2 separate regions of the Homo sapiens genome follow, and region 2 is linked to region 1. A link is a contact called in ENCODE Hi-C or POLR2A ChIA-PET data. All regions are on one chromosome and are shown on one strand. The core of a region is the stretch at or near the end of the contact, and the rest is flanking DNA. Distances in the headings are between cores, read along the strand shown. Region 1 has its middle 13 kb from the start of CXCR5. Region 2 holds the start of NLRX1 (NLR family member X1).

Region 1 (2,700 bases), core at 147-2,646:
CATGCTTGTAATCCCAGCACTTTGGGAGGCCGAGGTGGGCGGATCACGAGGTCAAGAGATCGAGACCAGCCTGGCCAACATGGTGAAACCCCCGTCTCTACTAAAAATACAATAATTAGCCAGGCATGGTGGTGCATGCCTGTAGTCCCAGCTACTCAGGAGGCTGAGGCAGGAGAATTGCTTGAACCCAGGAGGCAGAGATTGCAGTGAGCCGAGATCGCGCCACTGCACTCCAGCCTGGGTGACAGAGCGAGACTCCGTCTCAAAAAAAAAAAAAAAAAATTTTATAGATTGTCTACTGTTTTTTCCCAAATTTATTTCTTGGTTCCCCCATTGGGGGTGCACTGTCCTCCAGCCAGTTGAACCCCAGTAGCGTTCCCTCTTTTTGGTGCCCTCCACCCCCTCTGCTTAAAGATTTCTCCAGTTCCTGGGAATTCGGGCGCGGCCCTTTCCCATAATATTCCTCTGGATTGACCGAAAAGCCTAAATTACTCCTCAAGGGCCCATTCTCAGGTGCCCCTTTTCTCGTACAAAGAGACTCCTGCTAAATTCAAGGTTAAACCGTTGCGCCCCGGCCACCCACAACGCAAAGGTGAGATCGGGCACCCTTAACCTGTATTTTTTGAACCCTGGCAGCCCCAACGCTGATAAGTGATACTCTAATTTCCGCACTAAGCCCATATCACAGCCTTTGGGTGACAAAGCCATTTATGATTCTTCCTTCCTCCCCTTTCCTCAAGAGCTTTGCACCCCACAGGAGTACAATAACTGTGTTTGACAGACTGGCTGAATGAATGAAGAGGGAGTGAGGTTGGAGCCAGTGGAGGGTGGGGTGGGAAATCTGGGGTGGGTCTGAGTTTGGCTCTCCTGGGTGTTTTTCTGTGGCCTGCCTGTGGTGCTCATTCTCATCAGGAGAAGCAGAGGAGCTTTGGATCTCAGCTTGGATATCAGTAGCTGTGTGACAGTGGCCAGTCTCTCTTCTTCGCCCTGTGTAAATGGCACAACCCATCTCAAAGGTTATTGTGAGGATCAATGCGTGATCAATACACGAAAACACTCAGTGCCTATTAGGTGCTCAGTAAAGTTTGTTGATGAATTACACAAGTGACAGTAATTTTTTAGTCTCTTTTTTGAGGTTGGGGTGGGGGTGGGGTGGCCATCTACCCTACTCTTCCTTTCAGTACTGACATCTGTGACCTTGTCAGGTCTTTCCTACTAGATTATAACCCTGCACAGTGCCAGGAACGCAGGGCAGCGCGAGCAGTCAACAGAGGTTTGGTGAATGGATGGATGAGCACATGTGTGATATGTAAATCAGTAGTCTCTGGAGTGTAACATCCTACTTCCGATTAAGCAAGGTGCTCTGGAAACTACAGGAGCATAAGTGGCTGCTGTTGCTGTTGTTCTGCCTCTGGACAAGAGGAATTCATGTCTTCTGGGTGGTGATCCAGCTCCACGATCCTCCAGGGTCCCCTGCTGGCTACTGTGGGGGTGCTGCTGGGAGAGAGGCTCAGCTTGTCGGTGAGGGCAGTCGCTCTTTGCTGCAGGCTGACCCAGAAAACAAACTGGTGCTTCTTGCCCCTCCCAGGCCTGTGGTGGGGAGGAGAAAGCCGCAGGGCACTGAGCCCTATGAACCAGTCCAGTGTCCAGAAAAGGGACGATGGCCAGGCTTCAGGGCTGTGGAACTCGCTGTTCTGGAGGCTGAACCCGGGTCAGCTGCAGAGGGGACTCCTTGGGCTGGGCAGTGGGGAAAGAGAGCAGCCAGGGAAGTGCCCAGGGACAGGAAAGAAGGGGCCCCAAGCTGGCCTCAGCAGCTTTCTGTGCACGCAGTTTCTTCTCTGAGGTAAGCAGTTTGAGCTCATCATAGAGAAGGTCTCAGAAATGAACAGTGCCACAAAAGTCTTGTGAAAGGCTTGTCTGTCATCTGAGGCTAGTGCACAGTGACGCGGTGTGTGGGGTGTGCCCTTGAGAGAAACCGGCTGTGCTGCTGCCCAGCAGCCACTGAGCTGGAGGAATTTGCCGTCAGAAGACCCTAGGGAGGCCGCAGTCTCTCTCCGGCCTGTTTCTCTCCAGGCAAACTAAACCTGTGGGTAACTTGCTTCCAGAGGGCTGTTCCACTCTTTCCTCTCCAAGCTGGAGGTCTCTGGTGGGGGTTTCCTACAGCCCTGCTAAAGGCAGAGAGAAGCGGCGAGGGTGTTCTCTTTGCCCCGTCCACGTACAAAACAGGCCAAGGCTTTGGGCTGTGTGACCTGGAGCCATGTCTCAGAGGGCGCTGGGAGCTCTCCAGGCCTTTCTCCAGCCCCCACATTTGTGTTTAGCTGGAGGCAACCTGAGCCTGCGCGGGAAAGTAAACAGTTTCGTTGTTTGGGAAGCTTTTATTAATAGTTACAGATTACACTTTCTTTAAAGGCTTTAAAGAAAACAAGGTGTAATCTGTAACCAATTTTTTTTTTTTTTGAGACAGAGTCTCACTCTGTTGCCCAAGCTGGAGTGCAGTGGCGCCATCCCGGTTCAAGCAATTCTTTTGCGTCGGCCTCGCAGGTAGCTGGGATTACAGGTGCCCGCCACCATGCCTGGCTAATTTTTTTGTATTTTTAGTAGATACAGGGTTTCACCATGTTGGTCAGGCTGGTCTCAAACTCCTGACATCAAGTGATCCACCCGACTCGGCCTCCCAAAGTGCTGGGATTACAGGCATGA
Region 2 (2,854 bases), core at 147-2,646, 300 kb before region 1:
GGATTCTTGCTCTTGCTGTCCTAAATTTGTTCATACACTCTTCCCAGTTTGGAATGACCTTTTTCCTCTGTTAGAGTCCCAACCAATTTTTTTTTTTTTTTTTTTTTTTTTTTTTTTTTTCCTGAGACAGGGTCTCTCGCTCTGTTGCCCAGGCTGGAGTGCAGTAGTACGATCTCAGCTCACAGCAACCTCTACCTCCTGGGCTCAAGCCATCCTCCTGCTTCAGCCTCCTGAGTAGCTAGGACTAAAGTGGTGTGCCACCACACCTGGCTAATTTTTGGCTTTGGTTTTTGTAGAGACGGGGTTTTCACCATTGTTGCCCAGGGTGGTCTCGAACTCCTGGGCTCAAGTGATCCGCCCGCCTTGCCCTCCCAAAGTGCGGGGACTGCAGGCGCGAGCCACCACTCGGGCCCCAACCAATCTTTTAAGATCCTGCTCAAAAGTCTCCGTCCCTGGGAAGTCTTTTCTGAGGCCTCTGAACTCACTTAAATGGAATGTGCCCCTATTTGGCACCTGGTCTCCTCCACTGAGATCGGGGCTTCTTGGGCAGGGTACGCTTAAGGAGAACTGGCTGCATTGGGCCACCTGCCTTAGCAGGGCCAACCAGCGGAGGAGCTGGCTGGGTGCTGGCCCGTCCCAGGGGCTGCGGAAGGGTTAAGAGAGGGCTCCAGAAGCCTGAGAAAGCCTAGGTTCCGGTTTAACCTCGGATCTAGGGCCACTGAGTCAAGACGGGACTTGCGGGGCCGAGGGCAGTTCTCCGGTGATCACCCAGGTCTCCAGGGCAATGAGAAAAGGAGGGGGCACTGCAGGAAACGTACAGGGGCGGTGTTCCTACAGGTCCAGAGCTCCTCCACCAAACTGGGTCCCAAACAGCTCTCCTACTTTCGGGTGGCCTCGGGAACGCAGGGGGAGACTTGCCAGAACGCCCGCCATTCAGCGCCCAGCTCCGTCCCTCTCGTTCTCGGCCGGGATCTCCCCGCGGCCCTTGCACAGCCTCCTCCCCCGGCCCGCCCTGCCCCCCGCTCAGCGCGGCCTCCCAGCCAGGGCGCAGGGGTTATCAAGCCCGCTAGGCCTTTACCCGCGGCTGCCCAGTTCCGGGAGCCGTCGGCCGCGGCCCAGAGGGGTCGGCTGGGCGGACGCCGGCGTCTCCCGCTAGCTCCCAGAGTCCCCGGCTCCTCGGCGTGGCGCTTCCTGCCCACCTCCGCCCGCCTGCGCGGCCCTGGCACCTGGCAGCGGGCGCGAAAGAGGACGAGCCCAGGCACTCGGGCCTGCGGGGTCCTGGGACGAGGGGGTCAGCGAGAGGGGCCCGGTGCTCCGGAGCAGGCGCAGGGCTGGAACCCCGGCGCCACCCGTCCCGCCATCGTCCCCCCTCCCTGCCTCCATCCCCGCGGGCACTGCCGCTAGTACTGCCCTCTGCAGGTTCCCAAGCGCCAGTGACACCCAGTGACCTCACTAACCACCTCCCAGGCTGGGCTGCTTGTTAGGCCCATTTTACAGATGAAGAAACTGATGCTCAGAAGGGTGAAATGACTTGTGCAGGTTGATTCAGTTAGGAAGTGGATGAGCCAGAACAACATCCCGGGCCTGAGTCTTCCTACCTTACCCCTGGGCCTCCCTGAGGCGCGGTGTCCAGGGGATTCTTCCCTCTGTCCCTCTCCGCCTCCCCAGCCTACCTTCAGGCAGAGACCTGAGCCTAAGGCTTCCTTGGGTTCTGCCTTATGTATCCGGTCCTCTTCAGAGCCCAGACCTATGTGTGTGGCTGCTGGTAACCTTGGTTAAGAAAGAAGGAAGAATGGGGGCTGAAGGACAACTTGCACCCCAACCTGCTCTTCGGGTCTGACACCCATTCATGGCCTAGCCCTGGGGCTTCCCAGTTCCCAAAGCCCCCACCCTTATCCCTACACTTCCACACACTTCCACACCCTGGGCTCACGTAGCCCAGAAGGAGGAGCCACCCACCACCCACAGCCAGGGCACGCCTTCGTATGCAAGCATGAGTGTACGATGTTCACACAACAGAGCTGTGCACTAGGGCACCCACAGAGAGGCTCTCCAGGGCAGGGCTGGGAAGAGGACTTACTGAAAACAATGTGGATGTTTCATTTAGACATTTGTTCATTCGTTGTACTGTGGTATTGGGTAGCACTGAGCACCTCACCCCCACAAGCCAGGTCCAGCACTAGGCCCTGGGCTGCCAACCACAGCAAGGCAGGCACCTCACTTTAATGGAATCAACTACCACATTTACAAATGATGTACTTCAAGGCCGAGGCAGGAGGATCACTTGAGACCAGGAGTTTGAGACCAGCCTGGGTGACATAGTGAGACCCTGTCTCTATTTAAAATGAAAATAGAAAATAAAAATATAAAAAACAGACAAACAAATGATGTACTTCAGTGGCAGAGGCAAGGCATTAGGAGAGTCTGGAAAAGGGAGTGCAGAGGAGGTAACATTTGTACTGGATCTGAAAAAATAAATCAGAGGACCAGCCGCGGTGGCTCACACCTGTAATCTCAGCACTTTGGAAGGCTGGGGGTGAGGGCAGATCTCCTGAGGCCAGGAGTTTGGGACCAGCTCAAACTCGTCACCATGGCCAACATGGTGAAACCCCCGTCTCTACTAAAAATAACAAAAATTGGCCAGGCATGGTGGCTCATGCCTGTAATCCTAGCACTTTGGGAGGCCAAGGCAGGCGGATTGCCTGAGCTCAGAAGTTCACGACCAACCTAGGCAACGTGGTGAAACCTCATCTCTACTAAAAATACAAAAATTAGCCGGGCTGGGTGGTGCATGCCTGCAGTCCCAGCTACACAGGAGGCTTAGGCAGGAGAATCGCTTGAATCCAGGAGGCGG

Evidence for each region. Hi-C counts contacts between places; a loop is a spot of excess contacts on that map. ChIA-PET counts read pairs that join two places held with the same protein, here RNA polymerase II (POLR2A).
Region 2: a loop to region 1 is called in a map of gastrocnemius medialis, with 33 times the contacts of the local background. The contact joins the promoter of NLRX1 here to the enhancer-like site in region 1. A Hi-C loop is called at or near these places in 1 of 168 maps with a recorded cell type or tissue (gastrocnemius medialis). POLR2A ChIA-PET finds 5 or more read pairs at or near these places in 2 of 52 experiments (B cell and activated naive CD8-positive, alpha-beta T cell).

Annotation. Positions count from the first base shown.
Region 1 is chr11:118,869,512-118,872,211 of GRCh38, reverse strand. No RefSeq gene overlaps it. Among named protein-coding and RNA genes, the nearest start is that of CXCR5, 13 kb to the left of the region's middle. RefSeq lists an enhancer at 1,492-1,571 and silencers at 2,002-2,091, 2,102-2,151. Within about 2 kb of position 1,396, at least 33 of the 41 ENCODE cell types and tissues checked have a DNase peak (open chromatin) inside an H3K27ac peak, as active enhancers do; they include B cell and gastrocnemius medialis, where a contact is called at or near this core.
Region 2 is chr11:119,167,267-119,170,120 of GRCh38, reverse strand. NLRX1 (NLR family member X1) reads right to left here and starts at 1,396. Exons shown (of 10, transcript NM_001282144.2): 1 at 819-1,396. RefSeq lists enhancers at 1-600, 601-1,306 and a silencer at 878-1,487.